Linked DNA regions of Homo sapiens: region 2 is linked to region 1. A link is a contact called in ENCODE Hi-C or POLR2A ChIA-PET data. All regions are on one chromosome and are shown on one strand. The core of a region is the stretch at or near the end of the contact, and the rest is flanking DNA. Distances in the headings are between cores, read along the strand shown. Region 1 has its middle 51 kb from the start of TLK1. Region 2 overlaps TLK1 (tousled like kinase 1).

What was found. Hi-C counts contacts between places; a loop is a spot of excess contacts on that map. ChIA-PET counts read pairs that join two places held with the same protein, here RNA polymerase II (POLR2A). Pooled maps may share reads with other maps.
Region 2: a pooled map shows a loop between it and region 1 (2.2-fold over the local background). The contact joins two enhancer-like sites. A Hi-C loop is called at or near these places in 4 of 50 pooled maps. POLR2A ChIA-PET finds 5 or more read pairs at or near these places in 3 of 52 experiments (OCI-LY7, activated CD4-positive, alpha-beta T cell and naive thymus-derived CD4-positive, alpha-beta T cell).

Annotation. Positions count from the first base shown.
Region 1 is chr2:171,208,413-171,215,107 of GRCh38, reverse strand. It overlaps a transcript of TLK1 not described here. Among named protein-coding and RNA genes, the nearest start is that of TLK1, 51 kb to the right of the region's middle. Within about 2 kb of position 4,132, at least 6 of the 41 ENCODE cell types and tissues checked have a DNase peak (open chromatin) inside an H3K27ac peak, as active enhancers do.
Region 2 is chr2:171,083,303-171,089,997 of GRCh38, reverse strand. All of the region lies in intron 2 of TLK1 (tousled like kinase 1), which reads left to right. Among named protein-coding and RNA genes, the nearest start is that of TLK1, 74 kb to the left of the region's middle. Within about 2 kb of position 3,602, at least 5 of the 41 ENCODE cell types and tissues checked have a DNase peak (open chromatin) inside an H3K27ac peak, as active enhancers do.

The DNA.
Region 1 (6,695 bases), core at 2,883-5,382:
TTAGCCAGGTGTGGTGTTGCCAACCTGTAGTCCCAGCTACTCGGGAGACTAAGATGGGAGGATTGCTTGAACCCAGGAGTTAGAGGTTACAATGGGCCATGATCATATGACTATACACCAGCCTGGGAGACAGAGCAAGGCCCCGTCTCAAAAAAAAAAAGAAAAGAGTTGAAAGAGAACATGATTGCAGGCGGAGTCAGGCTTCAGTTGCTGAATCAAGGCCCATTGTCTTGACTCACTTAAACATCACAGAATTCTTTAGCTGGAAGACCTTGAGGGGTTACTAATTCAGGAGTTGAAGCAAAGTATAGAAAGTAATTTGTTAGAAATAATAAAAGTGCAGCTTATGACTGATTGATTAATTACTAAATTCCAGGGGATTCTAAGTTCTTATCATACATTGGTCCTCAAAGTATGGTTCTTCCAAGACCAGCAACTTCGCATCACCTGGGAACTTAATAGAAATGCAAATTTTTCAGCCTCACTGCAGACTTAACTGAATCAGAAATTGTAGGGTGGGGCCTGGCAACCAATGATTAACAAGCCCTCAAGGCGACTCTGATGCCCACTCCAGTTTGAGAACCACTGTTAAAATTGTATCAATTTAACACACCTGGCATTCAGGTGTGCTTTATCAAGGGAGTACGAATGGGTGAAGTTGTATACAACTAGTGCCTGGGGACTGGGGCACAGAGAGCCATGCATGCGCACATGTCATTCTCAGATGTCCCATTAGGATAAAGACAGACAGTTAGTGACCTTATCTAGACCCCATTGTAGAGATTAAGAAGCTGAGGTGCAGAAGGGTTACGTGACTCACCCAAGCCGTATGGATACTAAGAGGCAGAGAAGACACTAGGTCCCACCTTGCCCAGCTCAGAATTTTCTTTTGTCTTTTTTCTTGAGACAGGATCTCACTCTGTTGCCCAGGCTGGAGTGCAGTGGCTTGATAAAGCTCACTGCAGCCTTGAGCTCCTGGGCTCAAGCAATCTTCCTTCCTCAGCCTCCCGAGTAGCTGAAACTACAGGCATGTGCCACCATGCCCGGCTAATTTTTTTTTTTCATTAAAAATTTTCTAAAACTATTCACCAGAGTCTGAAAGAAGATGATGGCTGCTAGAGGTGAGCTCCACACTCCTCAAGAAAGATATGGCTGGAGTTTGAGACCAGCCTGGTCAACATAACAAGACCTCTTCTCTAAAAAAAAAATTTTTTTTAAATTGCTGGGCATGGTGGCATGTGCCTGTAGTCCCAGCTACTTGGGAGGCTGAGGTGGGAGGATCATTTGAGCCCAGGAGTTTGAGGCTACAGTGAGCCATGATCATGCCATAGCATTCTAGCATGGGTGACAGAACTAGACCTTATCTCTAAAAAAATATAAGCCTCAAACTCCAGGGGTCAAGTGATCCTCCCACCTCAGCCTCCCAACTAACTGGGACTACAGGTGCATGCCATCATGCCCAGCTAATGTTTTTTTACATGTTTTTGTAGAAAGTAATTCTTACTATGTTGCCCTCCCGCCTCAGCCTCCCAAAGTGTTGGGATTATAGGAATGAGCCACCGGGCCCAAACTAAAATAAATTTTTTTTTTTAAAAAAAAGATATAGGCCTGGCATGGTGGCTCATAGCTGTAATCCTGGCACTTTGGGAGGTCGAGGTGAGAGGACTGCTTGAGCCCAGGAATTCAAGATCCACCTGGGCAATACTGTGAAACACTGTCTCTACAAAAAATACATAAATTAGCTGGGCACGGTGGTGCATGCCTGTAGTCCCAGCTACCTGGCAGGCTGAGGTTGGGAGGATCACCCGAGCCCAGGAGGTCGAGGCTGCAGTGAGCCATGATTGTCATGCCACTGTACTCCAGCCTGGGCAAAAGACCCTGTCTCAAAAAAAAAAAGAAAAGAAAAGAAAAGAAAAAGAAAGATATGGCCTGATATAGAGCCCTGTAGTCTAGCGGAGCCAGACTTGGAATTCACCCATTAGCAAAACCTTTTGGAGATAAAAATATTTTTTCTAAAAAAAAATTTTTTTAGAAAAGGCTTTATAACTTTTCACTTTGGTAAGAAGGACAATTTTACAAAGTAATGTCTACTCTGGCCATAATTTCATAAAGGAGATGACTTTTTTCATAGCAAAGATGTAGATCAGATATGAAATTAGGATAAAACAAGTTTTTTCATGTTAAATACATTTTGCTTGTTTTTTTTAAAAAAAAACAAAACGCTTTTTGCTGTTTTCCTCTTATTTCTTCATGTGCACAGAGCACTAAAACTAAAATGCTGTGTACAATCATAGGAAGCTCAAATATCTTGCTAAAGACCCCTGATTAACAGGGGCTCTGACTGCCTGCCTTACCCCAAATGCAAGCTCTCATCACTAAGTAGGCATTTAATAAATGTCCTTTGATGATAAAAATTATGAGGACAGAGTGGGTTTATAATTTTTTTTACAGTTAAGAAATTACATGCTAGAGGTAGAAAGGACTTAAATTTCTTTTCCGAAGTCACACAACCAGTTTTAAAAGGAGCCGGTGCTGGAACTGAAGTCTTCTATCTCCTGGTTCCAAATCCTTTTCCCTTAGACTCCACTGACATTGATAAAGGACGTCTAAAATGATGTCCCTTATTTCCTTAGGGGGAACATGTTTATTTACCCAGGCAAAGGTATAATGAAATCAAACATCAAGGACCTATTACCAGATATAAAGATAACATCAACTGAACAGATGTTGGGAAAATTGGGGGTGTCAGGTTAAAGTTGCAAAAAGGCAGCATAACAGGGAGTGAAGCTTGGGGGCGGTGGGGGAGGTGAAGGAGGGGGCGGCAAGGGGTGAGGGTGGGGGCAGGGGAGCCAGGAATGTTTCTCTATGATAAAACAGCTGCTGGAGTGGCCAGGCTGAGCTTATGCAGATGTTAATTGATTTCTGGAGGTCCGGAAAGGCTTGTTAGACAAGCTTTAAAACGAGAGGAGGCCAGGCATGGTGGCTCACGCCTGTAATCCCAGCACTTTGGGAGGTAGGTGGATCACCTGAAGTCAGGAGTTCGAGACCAGCCTGGCCAAAATGGTGAAACCCTGTCTCTACCAAAGTACAAAAAATTAGCTGGGCGTAGTGGTGCATGCCTGTAATTCCAGCTACTCGGGTGACTGAGGCAGGAGAATCGCTTGAACCCAGGAGGCAGCGGTTGCAGTGAGCCGAGATTGCACCACTGCACTCCAGCCTGGGTGACAGAGTGAGACTCTGTCTTGAAAAAAAAAAAAAGAGGCCGGGCACAGTGGCTCACGCCTGTAATCCCAGCACTTTGGGAGGCCGAGGCGGGTGGATCACGAGGTCAGGAGTTCGAGACCAGTCTGACCAACATGGTGAAACTCCATCTCTACTAAAAATACAAAAATTAGCCTGGCGTGGTGGGGTGCGCCTGTAATCCCAGCTATTCAGGGGGCTGAGGCAGGAGAACCACTTGAACCCGGGAGGCGGATGCTGCAGTGAACCAACATCGCGCCATTGCACTCCAGCCTGGGCGACAGCGCAAGACTCTAATCTCAAAAAAAAAAAGCATCCATTTAACTCAGATATCACTAGATACATTTATGACTGAGTGTAGTCTGTGCAAAATAGCATTGAACAATTACACTTTTGTATGCACCTCAATGAAGTATCTTTGTATATTATATTTCTGGTGTATTAAATAAGTATAGGGTAAGCCATGCATCTTAGGTGAGTTCAACTACACAAGAAAAGAAAGAGGAAGTGAACTTACCGTGACAAACGGTTTGATATAATTCGTGGTGAAAACCAAAAGGCTTCCTACAACCCAAACCGGTTATAGAAAGGGAGCCAGTAAAAGTAAGTAATAAAACAATGCTTGTTTAAATTTTTGTCGCATGAAAGGCTCTACAGCAATGTAAACTGTGTTACAGGCACTAACATTCTTGTAGGATTCGAGGTCTCTGAATTGTTGAGCATCTGTCTTCAGAGTGCTTTTTAGTATCTAAGAATGTAACATGGGGCAGGAAGCAGAGAAATCAACCAAAAGTAAGGTTTTCATGTGCCCAAAGGATGTCACCGCAAAGATCATAGGAGATAATGTGGACATATCTGAAGAAGTGCCTTCTGGGCTGGCTGCTTATGACTGCTGTCCCTGGCACATCCGGCTGTATATACCTGCTGGCTGAAGTTACTCTCTCAGCCTCCTGGATATATTCAGCTTCAAATGCAGCTTCCCTTCTCCCTCCTGGTAACAGTCAGAGAAGCCTAGATCCTGTTATCAGTTCCTAGATTTCTTCTCAACATTTCACGGCATTCTCTCAATGAATTAACCTTGCCCTAATTTAATTAGCCGGCAAATTCTCCCTTGTAAATTGTCCTAGTTTAGTTTAGTCTCTAGGTGGTTCAGATATAAGGATGTTGCAATACAATGCAAAAAAGTCAGAGTCCGAAGTGTCCGTGAACATTAAGACTGGGTGTTTGTTTGTGTGTTTGTTTTGTTTGACTTTGTTTTTGCACAGGGCATTGTTTTTGTTTACTGTGGTGCTTAGCCCATTGGATGTATTAATTGGATATACTAGTCAGAGATTTTTCTGATTACGTCTGAAATCGAAATTCTTTTCTTTCGCAAATACTTGCCTAGATGTGGTCTTGGTGGGGAGCAGCCCCAGCCAGGGCTATTACACTTAAAGGGAAGATACTGACCATGGCTGGGTGTGGTGGTATGTGCCTGTAGTCCCAGCTACTCAGGAGGATTGCTTGAGCCCAGGAGTTCATTCTCTCCTATAGCCGCATTCTAGCCTAGGCAACATAGTGAAACCCTTGTCTCCTATAAAAAAAAAAAATAATAAAAAAAGAACGTGAAGGTGTGAGTGGCATTATAACCTTATTTCTCTTTCAGAGGGGCCGCTATAATACACACCTTGGTTGCCACATTCCAGTTCAGCTCTATTCATCTAAAAATAATCAGTTGCTTGGCTGATCATGGTACTATAATGACATTCAAATTCAGAACAGTAATACAACTTTTTAACATAAGGAAAATGTAAATAAACATAAATGAAGACATGACACTGTATTTTGATTTACCTGATTAGCTAATAGGAGGTACAAAACAGGCATTCCCATACACTGCCTGTGCCTACAAGCTCCTGGAAATTTTGAGAATGTGTATCAGTATTGTCATTAGTTTGCTAGGGCTGCGGTAACAAAGTTTCATGGATTGGGTAGCTGAAATGACAAAAATTTATTTTCTTTCAATTCTGGAGGCTAGAAGTCCAAGACCAAGGTGTAGGCAAGGTTAGTTTCTTTCAAGATCTCTCTTCTTGGCTTGTAGATGACCGTTTTCTCTCTGTCTTCATATGGTCTTCACTTCGTACATATTCTGTGTCCAAATTTCCTCTTCTTATAAGGACTCCAGGCATATTGGATTAGGGCTCACCTAATGACCTCACTGTAACTCATTATAATTACCTCCTTAAAGATCATATCTTCAAATACAGTCACATTATGAGATATGGGAATTAGGACTTCAACAAATAGACTTACAAAAGGACACATTACTGCGTCAGATTTTGTAAACTATACTAAAGAAATAAATATAATTTCTTAGGTTATAGGAGTATATATTACTTTCTTATAACCTGCTTTTCTTACCCAATATATATTTGAACATTTCTGTGTATATTTAAACACTTACAATATAAATTTTCATCGCTATCTAGCATTCTATCACATAGATACCTAATAATTTATTTAGCAGTCCTAACTTAAACTTAATTTTTTGAATAAGAAAAACATTCATATGGTTCAAAATCAAAACAATATAAAAAGATAAATACTTCCATCCCACCCCTGTTCCATATAAGTAACCCCTTTTATTAGTTTCTTGTGTATTCTTCCAATGTTTCCTTATGCAAATAAAAGCAAATGCAAATACATGCTCTTATTTCCCCTACTTTCTTACACAAAGGGAACACACTATTTACGCTGTGCTGCACCTTACTTTTTCTAAAAAGCAACATATTTCTGAAGCTTCTCCATTATCAGTACATAAAGAGCTTCCCCATTCTCTCCTATAGCCAGAAAATATACAATTGTGTAGCTGAACCATGGTTTACTTAACCAGTGTCTTCTATACAAGGTTGTCTCTAATTTTTCTTCTGTTGCAAACAGAGGGGCAAAGAATAAACTCATACATGTCATTTCCTACAAGTACAGATGTATTGCTAAGATAAATTCCTAGAAGTGGAATTGTTGAGTCAAAGTGCATTTATTATTTTGATAGACACTGCTAAAATGCTCTGCACTGGGCTTGCATCATTTTGCAGTCCCACCTGCAGGGAACAGTAACTAATTTTTCACAGCTTCCCCAAGAGAATGAGTTGTAAACTTTGGGATGGTTGTCAATATCAAATGCCTCATTTTTGAATGTTTAAGTTGCTTCTACTTTTGTTACATTTAGCAGCACTAGGATTAATATCCTTAGAGCTACACCTTTGCTCATTTTAATTATAGCCTTAAAATAAATTTCTTAAAGTTGATTATGTTGTTCTGGGAGTACATGCATTTTTAGGGCTTTTGATCTGTACTATTTTGAGGATTCTTGAAGTCTCAGGGGTTTTTAAGCACGGAGAGGAGAACTCTCCACTCTTATAATGTAATTAATGCTCTAAGTTTATATAGCTAATAAATAAAACTCAGAAAATCAG
Region 2 (6,695 bases), core at 2,353-4,852, 120 kb after region 1:
AGGATTTTGGGGAGGGTGGAAAGTAACAAGCTGATTCCAAAATTATATAAAAATGTAAAGACCAAGAATGGTCTAGGCAGCCTTAAAGGACAATAACAGAGCTGGGAGAATTATACTACTAGATATCAAGAATATTTTGTGGTATTATTGATAAAATTAAACCAGGCACGGTGGCTTGTGCCCGTAATCCCAGCTACTTAAGAGGTTGAACGGGAGGATCACGTGAGCCCAGGAGTTCGAGGGTGCAGTGAGCTATGATCATGCCACTGCACTGCACTCCAGCCTGAGTGACAGAGCAAGACCTGGTCTCTTAAAAAATAAAGAGAAAGTTAGTTATTAAGTCAGTCTGATATTGACATGGATAGAAAAATAGACCAATGAAAGAGAATAAAGTCCAGCAGTAGACCCATCTGTAAATAGTAACTTGATCTATGACAAAGGTGATATTGCAGTGCAGTGGGAAAGAGTTGATCGTTAAAATAGATGTGCTGTATCAATTGGATATCTATAAGGGAAAATAAATAACTCTTCACTTTGAACTCTTATCATGATAGAAAAATCAATTTCAAGTAAATTGTAGATTTAAATGGGAAAGGTAAAGCAATAAAACTTTAATAAAATGAATAGACTGTCTTCATTACCTTAGATTGGCAGAGATTTCATAAATAGGTTCCAAAAGGCAGTAGCCAAGAAGAAAAACATTTGATAAATGTAACTACGTTGAAATGACACAGTAAGGTGTGAAAAGGCAAACCATAGATTCATGTCCTGAATATGGAAAGAATTCCTACAAATCAAGAAGGAAAAGACACACAATTCATGTTCATAATTTCAAAGCCAGGCCAAATGTGGTGTCTCACTCCTGTAATCCCAGCACTTTGGGAGGCCAGGAGTTCGAGATCAGCCTGGCCAACATGGCGAAACCTTGTCTCTACCAAAAATACAAAAAGTAGCCGGGCATGGTGGCACATGTCTGTAATCCCAGCTACTCAGAAGGCTGAGGCAGAATCACTTGAGCCCGGAAAGTGGAGTTTGCAGTGAGCCAAGATCATCATAGGATCAGGGAGACTTTTGTGTCTGTCCTGTGTTTGAGCTATTTCATGTATCCCATATCTTCTCTTTCTTGCTTTATTTCTTTGTTTTTGGTGGAGCAGATTCTCTGGTTGCTTCTTGAGGAAAGATATATGGGTAGTGAAATTTTTGAGACCTTGCATATTTTCCTCCTCCCACTTTGTTTTTAGTGTATCTGACGGGTAGAATTCTAGGTTGGAAATCATTTTCTCAGAATTTTGAAGGCATTGTTCCATTGTCTTCTAGCTTCCAGTGTTACTGTTGCACACTCCAATGCCATTCTGATTCCTGATTCTTTGTAAATACTCTATTTGTTCTTCCCTCGAAGCTTTTATTTAGGAGCTTGTGTTTGTCTCTAGAATTTGAAATTATTTATTCTGATGTATCTTGGTTTGGTTTTCTTTAAGCCATTGTGCTTGATTTTTTAAAAATGTGTCTTTCCAATCCAGAAACATGCTTTCCAGTTCTGGAAGAATTTTTTGAGTGATATTGGACTTTGTTCATATCTGTGCATTAGGCACTTAAACACTTACTGGAAACTGTGTAACTGGGCAGGGTTTACTGACTGATGGATGGGTTTTGTTTTTTGGGGTGTTTTTGATACAGGGTCTCAGTCGCTCAGGGTGGAGCGCAGTGGCACTGTCACAGCTCACTGCAGCCTCTATCTCCTGGGCTCAAGTGATCCTCCTACCTTAGCCTCCTGAGTAGCTGGGACTGCTGGTACATGCTACCACATCTGGCTAATTTTTTTTTTCCTCTGTAGGGACAGGGTTTCACCATGTTGCCCAGGCTGGTCTCAAACTCCTGGGCTCAAGCCATCCGTCTACTTCAGCCCCCCAAAGTGCTGGGATTATAGGTGTGAGCCACCATACCCAGCCATGGATGGGTTTTGCAGTAGGATGATCTAGTTAAGTCATTTCTCTGAGGGACTTATAGAATCTCCCAGAGAGAGATTTTTATCATCTCATACCTGTGGAGTAAAAGCTTGGCTGCTAACTTTTTAGAATTGAGAACAAGAAAGGGCCTAAGGGTCTCTTTAGTGTAGACTTTCTACTTAACCTTCTCTGTTTTCTCAGCTGTGCCTTATGCATCTTAGTACAGAGTTCTCCTAGCTCACTATTTCCAGAGTGAAGTTGGCCTCCAGCATTTATGATGACAAGTCAACTGTTACTTTTATCCTTTTTTGTTCTCATGTGTACTTTCTCCAGCTGCTTTCAAGATTGTTTTCTTTATCTTTGGTTTTTCAGCAGTTTGACTATGATGTGCGTAGGTGTGGTTTTCTTTGTAGTTATCCTGCTTGGGAGATTGAGTGAACTTCAATCTGTAAATTAATGTCTTTGCCAAATTTTGGGATTTTTCTGGCTGTCATTTTTTCAAATATTTTTTTCTGCATATTTTTCTCATTTTATGACCCCAGTTACATGTATCTTAGACTGCTTCATGGTGTCCAACAGACACTATTTTTCAATATTTTTTTCTCTGTTCTTTAGTTTGAGTAATTTCTCTTGACCTATCTTCAGTACTCTTTTTCCATTCTTCTGTTAAGCCCATTCAGTAAGTTTTCTATTTTAGAGAGTGAAATTTTCAGTTGTAGAATTTACGTTCAGCTCTTTTTACGGTTTTTATTTGTCTGCTGAAATTTCCAATCTTGTCGTTTGAGCTACTTATATTAGCTGCTTTATGTTATTTATTTGCTGATTCCAAATCTGTGTTACTTCATGATTAGTATCTATTGATTGTCTTTCCTCTTGAGTATGGGTCACTTTTTCTTGTTTCTTCATATGATTACAAATTTTTATTGTATCCTCCACGCTGTGAATGACACATTACAGTGACTTTGGAGACTGTTTTTTGTTTGTTTTTCTTTGTTTTAGGAGGCAGTTAACTTGGCTAGACTGAAATTTAAGCTATGTCTCCCTGCAGAGGGCAGCACTGACATCCCTGCTAGTTGTTTTAGTCTTATCTAGGCTGCTTATCGTCTGCTCCGTTTTTGCATAGATCACTGACCAGCCAAAGAAGTAGGCAGAGTTAATATGCAGAATTTGGGACTCTCCCTTTGTGGATCTTTATTTTCCAGCGTATCCCTCCTTACTTTGCAGCCTCTTTGGAAGCTTGAAACTCTTGTTTTTCAAGCCAGTAAGACTAAAGATTTTGATCTGGGTTTCAACTGCTGTTTGTGCAGCTCTGATCTCCGGGACCTTCCCCTCAGCAAAAGCTGTAAAAACAGGAAACCTACCCAGATCTATTCCCTTCTTCTCCTCTTCTTTTTTTTTCTGTTTTTTTTTTTTGTTTGTTTTTTTTGAGACGGAGTCTTGCTCTGTTGCCCAGGCTGGCATATAGTGGTGCGATCTCTGCTCACTTTAACCTCTGTCTCCCAGATTCAAGCATTTCTCCTGCCTCAGACTCTCTAGTAGCTGGGATTACAGGCATGCGCCATGACGCCTGGCTGTTTTTTGTATTTTTAGTAGAGACGGGGTTTCACTATGTTGGCCAGGCTGGTTTTGAACTTGTGACCTCAAGAAGTCTGCCTGTCTAGGCCTCCCAAAGTGCTGGGATTACAGGCGCGAGCCACTGCACCCAGCCTCTGTTCCCTTCTTCTAAGTGTTGTCTTGTACTTAGATTCTGCCTACTTTTGGTTCAGGTAGTGGCTTTTTTAAATCCTTTTTTTCCAGGATTTATATATAGTTATCTGTAGAAAATAAGGTATTCTGTTTTTACTGGTGGTGGAATCTTATTCATCTACCTACCTACTTATATTTTTATTGTTTGTTTTAAAAGATAAAAATATTTCATGAATTTTTATTGATATTTCCTATTCAAACTCAGGATTATAAGGTTTTTTTCATATGCATCTTTATACTGTGAATTATGAAATTCGAAGATACGAAGCAGAGGATAGAATTGGATATCCCTTAATTATTTTACTTTATTCTGTATTTCACACACATAGCTGTCTCAAAATAACATTAGCACAGTGAACAAAGTGGGTACTGAAAACAATTATTTTGTGTATGCTTTCCATCCCCTAGTTTTAAAAATACTGTACTATTAACTTTGCATGCATTTAGTCATTAAATATTATATCCTCTCCCTTGTCATTATCATTTAATCTTGATCAACAATAAGTCATATTATTGCTTGCCTTCAGTTCTTAGACTGGTAAACTATTCATTTTGGTTGTCTTAAGCTTGTTCTGTAGTAGATTCTTTAGGAAGGGCTCATGGGAGCAGGGTTCCCTAATTGCTTGCATTTTTGGTAACCGTTTATCTATGCTTTCCATGTGTTTAAAATGGATTTTACTGAATATAAAACACTTTGCTTTTATTTTCTTTCCTTGAATAGCTTATGTCACTCCATTTTTGTCTGGCATAAAGTGTTTGCCTTTGATGTTCGCTTTCTGGGTTGTTATTCCTAGGTGTGCATGGTGCTCTGTCAGTAGTTTCAATTTTTTTAATTGAACATTTAAAAAACAACAACTGACAACAAGAGACTGACAACTGAAAATGTCAGAGACATTTTTTTTTCTTTTTTTTTTTGAGATGGAGTTTTGTTCTTGTTGCCCAGGCTGGAGTGCAATGGTGTGATCTTGGCTCGCTGCAACCTCTGCCTCCCAGATTCAAGTGATTCTCCTGCCTCAGCCTCCCAAGTATCTGGGAATTACAGGTGTGCACCATCACGCCTGGCTAATTTTGTATTTTTAGTAGAGACAGGGTTTCACCATGTTGGTCAGGCTGGTCTCGAACTCCTGACCTCAGGTGATCTGCCCGCCTCCGCCTCCCAAAGTGCTGGGATTACAGGCATGAGCCACTGTGCCCAGCCATCAGAGACATTTTCTTGAATTACAGTTTTTACTATTTTCTGGCTTTAGTAGTTTTTAGGGTCTTCTGTTATCTGTATATTGATCTTTGTTGCTTCATCATCAGCTGTAGCTTACTCTCAAATACTTTTCATCTCTTCATTTCTTTTGATTTCAAAAATGTCCCTGTTTTTTGCCTTCTGGTTATCTTAAAGCATTATCTACTGTATATATTTGCTCTTGGGTTCATTCAGATATACTTTTTATTTCTGAAACTTTTATTTTTAATGCTTTCTTGAGTTCTGTTACCTTATTTCCGAGTTTTTTGAAATCTGATTTATATAGTTGTTTCATGTCTTGAGTCCTTTTTGTAATATCTCTTAGTTCATTTTAAAATAGTAGGTTACAATTTTTACCTATTTTGTGGATGTGTGTTCCTGGTATGCTTTTATTATCTGGATGTTATTCTGTATCTTACTTTATTTTTTCTTATACCTTTATGACCTGCATAATTTTCTTTTGCCTACTTTCATGTGAAATTGGATTTCCTGAACACTTAAATGGTTGGTGTGGTTCAGGATGGCTTTTCTTACAGGGCTTTCTCTACTGCTGTTTTTAGGCACGCTTCAAAACTGTGGCATTTGCTTTCTGAGATTGCTAGGCTGTGTTCCCTCCCTTCTTTATCTGAATATTCTCTTTCCATTATTGTAATTGTACCTATATAGTACTCAATTTTCATTCCACACCCAGTAATTTGTACTCATTGTACCACCCTGTTATGTAAAGATCCGTTTCAAGGATTCGTGGAGGCTAGACTGCTCTCACTTTTTAAATGTAACCGTGGACTCCTCCCACTTAGTCACTAATTGAAAGTGCAAAACCCTTCTGTACTTAAGTTAACCTAGCTTCTGTACCTAACTTGTTGGCTGTTTTAGGTGTCTTTTGTTCTCGGTTATCAGACATCTGTTTCTTTCTGTTTCCTCCCATATTGATAATGATACCATACATTATCTATGGTTGTTGTTGACTTGTTTCCATCTGATGTTTTGAGGGGGATTCATGGAGATTCTTGTCACCTAGTTTTGTTGTAAATACAGTCTGTGGGTTTTTGGTTTACTATTTAGTTTTATACATTTTTTTGGTGGGTATTTACAGATGCTCAAACACTTTGCCACTGCCCTTATTGTCCCAGAATCTTTCTAATGTATTACTTCTTAATTGCTGCTGTTTCAAATTTGATAATCTTGCCATAATTAGATTATAACTTATTCCAAGTACTACTTGAATTGTAATTAGTTCAAGCGCTATCCTTTGTTGACAGCAGCTTTTACAGTATCCAGCATAGTACTGGGCATGTATGCAATGGCTCAGAGTTGTCACTTTGGAAATTAATCTAATTTCAATTATATAATTATAGTCTAACTGGCAACCTGTTAATAGTAGGATTAGCAGCCACTCCTGTTACAAGTGAGGTGAAACATGAGGATATCAATTGGCTTGCCTGTATGTAATGTTAATTCTTGCATCATCTTTGACATATATGCCATAATCTGTCAGCCACCTGGTCTAAGCATTTCTGGAAGACTATGATCTGATGTACTGATGGTACAAAAAAGTGCACAAGATAATAAGTATCATAGAAGCGTATTGGAAACAAAGCAGACATCATCCTACAGAATGTTAGCTCTTTCTTTGTTACAGTTCAAAAATATTGTCAAGGAAATGGAGAAATTCTTGAGCAAAGCAATTAATTAAAATGGTCGAGATGGTCAAAGATGTTTTTGAAGAGATAGAGTTAAAACAAATTTTAAAAAAAAGAAAAACAGGA